2 separate regions of the Homo sapiens genome follow, and region 2 is linked to region 1. Evidence: read pairs that join two places in POLR2A ChIA-PET (ENCODE). Cell type or tissue: PC-9. All regions are shown on one strand. Links, peaks and the distances in the headings refer to the core of each region. The heading gives the core; the rest is flanking DNA.

Evidence for each region. ChIA-PET counts read pairs that join two places held together with the same protein. Peaks named below come from ENCODE experiments on the same cell type or tissue, not always from the same donor. Only the 100,000 strongest peaks of a DNase experiment are listed, where the experiment ranks them.
Region 2: POLR2A ChIA-PET joins it to region 1 with 26 read pairs; 3 of 35 experiments call an interaction of 5 or more read pairs at or near these places.

Annotation. Positions count from the first base shown.
Region 1 is chr6:36,395,828-36,398,741 of GRCh38, reverse strand. The region is part of intron 4 of PXT1 (peroxisomal testis enriched protein 1); the gene reads left to right. Among named protein-coding and RNA genes, the nearest start is that of ETV7, 9.6 kb to the right of the region's middle. In PC-9, for the core only: no CTCF peak of the experiment used is centred there; no DNase peak of the experiment used is centred there.
Region 2 is chr6:36,576,335-36,579,175 of GRCh38, reverse strand. No RefSeq gene overlaps it. Among named protein-coding and RNA genes, the nearest start is that of SRSF3, 17 kb to the left of the region's middle. RefSeq lists an enhancer at 1,628-2,571. In PC-9, for the core only: no CTCF peak of the experiment used is centred there; a DNase peak (open chromatin) is centred at 1,635; H3K4me3 peaks cover 508 bases; H3K27ac peaks cover 2,388 bases.

The DNA.
Region 1 (2,914 bases), core at 234-2,733:
AGTGTTCCAGGCAGAGGGAACAGCCAGTGCAAAGCCCAGCCCCACCAATCTACTTTGTGTCTCTGTGGATTTGCCTATTCTGGACATTTTATATAAGTAGAATAACACAACATGGAACTTTGTGTATGGCTTCTTTCACTTAACATACTTTTTTCAAGGCTTATCCACATTGTAGCATGTATCAGTATTTTACTTCTTTTTACAGTTGAATATTCTATTGTACGATATACCACATTTTGCTTATCCATTCACCAGTGGTTGGACATTTGGGTTGTTTCCACTTTGTGGCTATCATGTATAATGATGCTGTGAATGTTTGTATATAACTTTTTGTGTAGACATGTTTTTATTTTTTTGGGGTACATACCTAGGAATGGAATTGCTGGGTCATGTGAAATCTCTATGTTTCACTTTTTGAGGAACTTCCAGACTGTTTTCCAAAGTGGCTGCACTATTATACACTGTGGCCCACCAGCAGTGTATGAGGGTTCCAGTTTCTTCACATCCTTGCCAACATTTGTTATTAACTATCTTTTTGATTGTAGCCATCCTAGTGAGTATGAAGTGTATCTCATTGTGCTTTTGATTTGCATTTCCCTGATGAATAATGTGCATCTTTTCATATGCTTATTGGTCATTTTTCTCTTTGGAGAAATGTCTATTCATATCCTTGTCCATTTATAATTGACTACTTATCTTTTTATTATTGTAGGAGTCTTTTTTTTTTGAGACAGAGTCTTGCTCTGTTGCCTAATCTGGAGTGCAGTGCTGTGATCATAGCTCACACAGCCTTGAACTCCTGGGTTCAATTGATCCTCCCACCTCAGCCTCCTGAGTAGCTGAGACCACAGGCACATGTCACCACACCTGGCTAATTTTTTAATTTTTATTTTATTTTATTTTTTGTAGAGACAGGCCCTCACTATGTTGCCCAGGCTGGTCCTGGATTCCTGGGCTCCTGCCTTGGCCTAGGAGTCATTTGTATATTCTAGATGTAAGTTCCTTATCAGATATATGATTTGCAAATATCGTATCCCATTCTGTAGGTTGTCCTTTTACTTTATTGATAGTGTACTTTGAAGTACAAAAGTTTTGAATTTTGATGAAGTTCAATTTATCTACTTTTCTTTTTGTTGCTAGTGCTTTTGCTTTGGGTGTCACACTTATGTTTTCTTCTAAAGGCTTTTTAGTTTTAATTGTTAAATTTAGATCTTTGATCCATTTGAAGTTAATTTTTACATACATTTTAGTTAAGAGTCTATCTTCATTTTTTTGCATATGGGTTGTTGTCCCAACACCATTTGGATTTTGTTGTTGTTTGTTTATTTCTTTGAGACGGGGTCTTGTTATGCTGCCCAGACTGGCCTCAAACTCCTGGGCTCCAGAGATCGTCCCACCTCAACCTCCTAAGTAGCTGGGACTATAGGTACATCTCACTGTGCCTGGAGTACCATTTGTTGAAAAGACTATTGTTTCCCTATAAATTGTCTTGGTGTTATGGGATCTTTGGGGTGTCAATTTTCTGGCCGGAAACCTCTGTGGCCATGGCATCTTTTGCCCAAGTTCTTTTCCTGCACCCAGTAAGAATGCATCCAGGAAGAATGAGGTATGCAGACAAGTGAAGGGTAAACAAGACAAAGATGAGCTTTATTGAGTGTTACAACAGCTCAGAGGAGATCCGCAGTGGGTAGCTCCTCTCTGTAGGCAGGTTATCCATTGAGTGTTCAGTTCTCAGCAGAGAGGAGGCCCTGGAGAGAGTAGCTCCTCTTTGCAACTAGTCGTCCCAATGTCTGCAGCTGTCAGTGGAGAGGCGGCCCTGGGAAGGGTGGCTCCTCTCTGCCAGCAGGTCATCTCTGCAGCTCTTAGCAGAGAGGGCAGTTCCTCTCTGCAACTTGTTGTTTCCTCATCTCCAGCTATCAGCAGGGAGGGTAGCTCCTCTCTGCAGCTGATCATTCCATTGTCTCTCTACCCTCTTTGTCCTGAGGACATCATCTGCCCTGCTCTGGCTGAGCCCAAGGCTTATATGGACCTCAGAGGGGAGGCAGTGCATGCTGATTGGTCGATGGGTGGCCATGGGTGGGCCTGGAAGAGGCACCACCAGTCCTCACTCTGGTCCACAGGACTGGCAGCCTAGCCCCCAGCCTTTAGGCCTTCCCTGGCCTGAAGGTGGGGTCTCACTGGGGACCCACCCCCTTCCACCCAGGAATCAATCTGCCTCCGGCGCCATGCGGGACTCAGCCCCAACCCCTGCTCAGAGATTGGAGCAGGCTCTGGGAGCAGAGAGAGGCCAGGCAGTGGCAGCAGACACCCCTGAGCCTTCAGGGGTAGGGGTAGGGTGCTTCCTGGGGCCCCTGAGGGTGCAAGCTGCAGAGATGCCTGGGTCCTGCAACTGGGAGGGTGGCCACAGTGGCACCCAGGGAGCTCCTGCCCCAACTCAGAAGGGGCTGGGCTCCTACTGGCTCCATGGAGCATGTGGCCCCAGCTGCACCTTCCTGCTGCAGCCAGCATGAGGACAGCAGCCATTGCCATCATTGGCACCCTTGTTGAAAACCAGTGGGCTGTAAATATGAGGGTTTCTTTCTGTACTCTCAATTCTGTTCCGCTGATCTGTATAGCTATCCTTATGCCTGCTCCAGCTTTTCTTGCAGAACTTTATAAAGCTGGTTTTGACCTAGACATTTGTTCTGTACTATAAACCTGTAAACTTGTACTTTAGAATACCTTCTTTTGTTTGTTTGTTTTTTGAGACAGGGTCCCACTCTGTTGCCCAATTTGGAGTACAGTGGCACTATCTCACTGCAGCCTCAACTTCCCAGGTTCAAGGAATCCTCCCACGTAGGCCTCCAGAGTAGCTGGGACCACAGTTGCCCACCACCACACCTGGGTAATTTTTTTGTATTTTTTTGTAGAGACA
Region 2 (2,841 bases), core at 342-2,841, 180 kb before region 1:
CCTCCTGAGTTAAAGAGATTCTCCTGCCTCAGCCTCCTGAGTAGCTGGGATTACAGGTGTGCAACACCTGGCCCGGCTAATTTTTTGTATTTTAAGTAGAGACGGAGTCTCACCATGTTGGCCAGGCTGGTCTCAAACTCCTGACCTCAGGTGATCCACCCGCCTCGGCCTCCCAAAGTGCTGGGATTACAGGTGTGAGCCACTACGCCTGGCTCATTTACTACTTTTTAAACCTGGTTCAGAGCATCTCTCTCTCAATCTCCCTCTCTTTCTGGCTGTCTTTCTGTCTCTATCTTTTTTTCTCTCTCTCTCCTCTACACATGCACACACTCATGCATACACACACACACACACACTCATTTAATCCTTGAAACTCAGGTAAATGTTATTATCTCCATTTTATAGAGGAAAACAACTGAGGCACAAGAGATTAAAACACTTGCCAAAGGTCACAGAGCTCAGAATTACCAGAGCCAGATTAGACCCCTGCAGTCAGGCTACCTAACCATAGACCCATACTGCCTCTGGGGCCCAGCAGATGTCTGAGTCCTTATCTTACTGGACTCACAGCATCTCAGCCTGTTAATTCTCCCTCCCAGTTTCCACATTCCCATCTCTCTGGCTCCTCTTCCTTAGTGCCCTCCAGAGTGCTCTTCCTCCTCTGCCTGCTAATGCAGGGGGCCCGCGGGATTCCCTCCCGTGCCCCTTCCCAGCTCCCCGTGTGCTCTCTCCATGAGGGACTTCATCTGCTTTCAGGACCTCTGTTCTCTGCTTTATCTTTGGAGGAGTGGGGGCTCTCCCCGACCCCTGAGCCATATATCCAACACACATGCTTCTTTCTCATGTCCCCAACGTGCTTCAGACCTCCAATTCACTATCTTTCCATTCTGTGTCCCATATCAGAGTGTCACTGCCTCCTGGTCACTCTCGACTGACCATGGGCCTCATGGCCTTCATACCTGGCCCCCGCCTACCTCCAAGGCATCTCGTATTTCCTCTCCAGAAACAAGCTGTGTATCCCTGCATTCAGTCCCCTCTACCTGGAATGCTCTAATCTGGATTTTTCAAACTTTTGATCACAACAGTAGGAAAGACATATGATATCACCAGTACCTAAAAGTCTATGACCCAAGGGTAGACAGAGTTGATGCTGTCTGAATGTTCGCAAACAGTGGTTGGTGACACTGTGTTCAAGTTAGAATACCGTTGCCAGGCCGGGCACGGTGGCTCACACCTGTAATCCCAGCACTCTGGGAGGCCGAGGCGGGTGGATCATGAGGTCAGGAGTTTGAGACCAGCTTGGCCAATGTGGTGAAACCCCGTCTCTACTGAAAATACAAAAAAAAAAAAAGCCGAGTTGGTGGCATGCACCTGTAGTCCCAACTACTTGGGAAGCTGAGGCAGGAGAATCACTTGAACCCAGGAGGAGGAGGTTGCAGTGAGCCGAGATCGCGCCACTGCACTCTAGCCTGGGCAACAGAGGGAGACTCCATCTCAGAAAGAAAGAAAAAAAAAAGAATACCGTTGCCAGGTCACACTAGTTAGAATTCCAGTCTGGTTTGTGTCCACACCCAGGGAAGTTATTCAAAATATTTAACCACAGTTCAGCCTGGATCCTAACTAATCAAAACAGTCATCAGAGGGTGGCAAGAGAAGAGACTGGGTGCCGGGGGTGGGTGGAAGATAAGCACTGGCTTGAGGTCTCAGAGCAGCTGCTGTCTACCAATGAACACACAACTATTTAAATATTTTAATAATTGCTACCTCTGTTCCAGAGCCTTCCCATCACCCTGTCCACCCTTTAGCTTCTTCTTCTTTTTTTTTTTTTTTTTCCCATGGACAGCCTTCTGAGCCAGGGCAGGCTCAGAAACTCCCTCCCACTTAGATTCTGAGTCCCTTGCTGACTCCACCATCTAGTCCCTCTCTCAGATTCCTTGCTTTTCTGCCACTTGCTAATTTTTTTTTTTTTTTTAGAGATGGAGTCTTGCTCTGTCGCCCAAGCTGGAGTGTAGTGGCACGATCTCAGCTCACTGCAAACTCCGCCTCCTGGGTTCTACCAATTCTTCTGCCTCAGCCTCCCGAGTAGCCAGGATTACAGGCGGACTCCACCACACCCGGCTAATTTTTTGTATTTTAGTAGAGACGGGGTTTCACCGTGTTGCCCAGGCTGGTTTTGAATTCCTAAGCTCAGGCAATCCACCCGCCTCGGCCTCCCAAAGTGCTAGGATTACAGGCATCAGCCACCGCGCCCAGCCACTACTTTCTACCTCTATTTTTGCTTGGAAAAGAGCCCAGGAGGTCTAATTAATTCTAATTTCTGAAAGAAAAACAGAAATCAATGAACAGGGCTTTCATGAGAAAGGCCTGTTGGGTAACAGTGTTCAGTTTCTGCCTTATACCAGCAGGTGCTGGAAAGGGGAACACAACAGCCTGTGAGACACAGGACTGTAGAGGCCTTGCCGAGATGAGGGAGTTCACGGCAGGGAGGTGAGACGTTTCTCACTAGCCTCTGACCATGTTACTAGGAAGCAGGTGTCCAGTAACAGGCATGCAGCTACAAATCTTCAAAATACCTTGGCAACTGAGAGCTTTTATTTTATTTATTATTATTATTATTATTATTTGAGACAGAGTCTTGCAGTGTCGCCCAGGCTGGAGCATAGTGGCAGGATCTTGGCTCACTGCAACCTCCGCCTCCTGGGTTCAAGCAATTCTCGTGTCTCAGCCTCCCGAGTAGCTGGGATTACAGGCGTGTACCACTACACCCGGCTAATTTTTGTATTTTTAGTAGAGACGAGGTTTCACCGTGTTGGCCAGGCTAGTCTTGAGCTCCTGATCTCA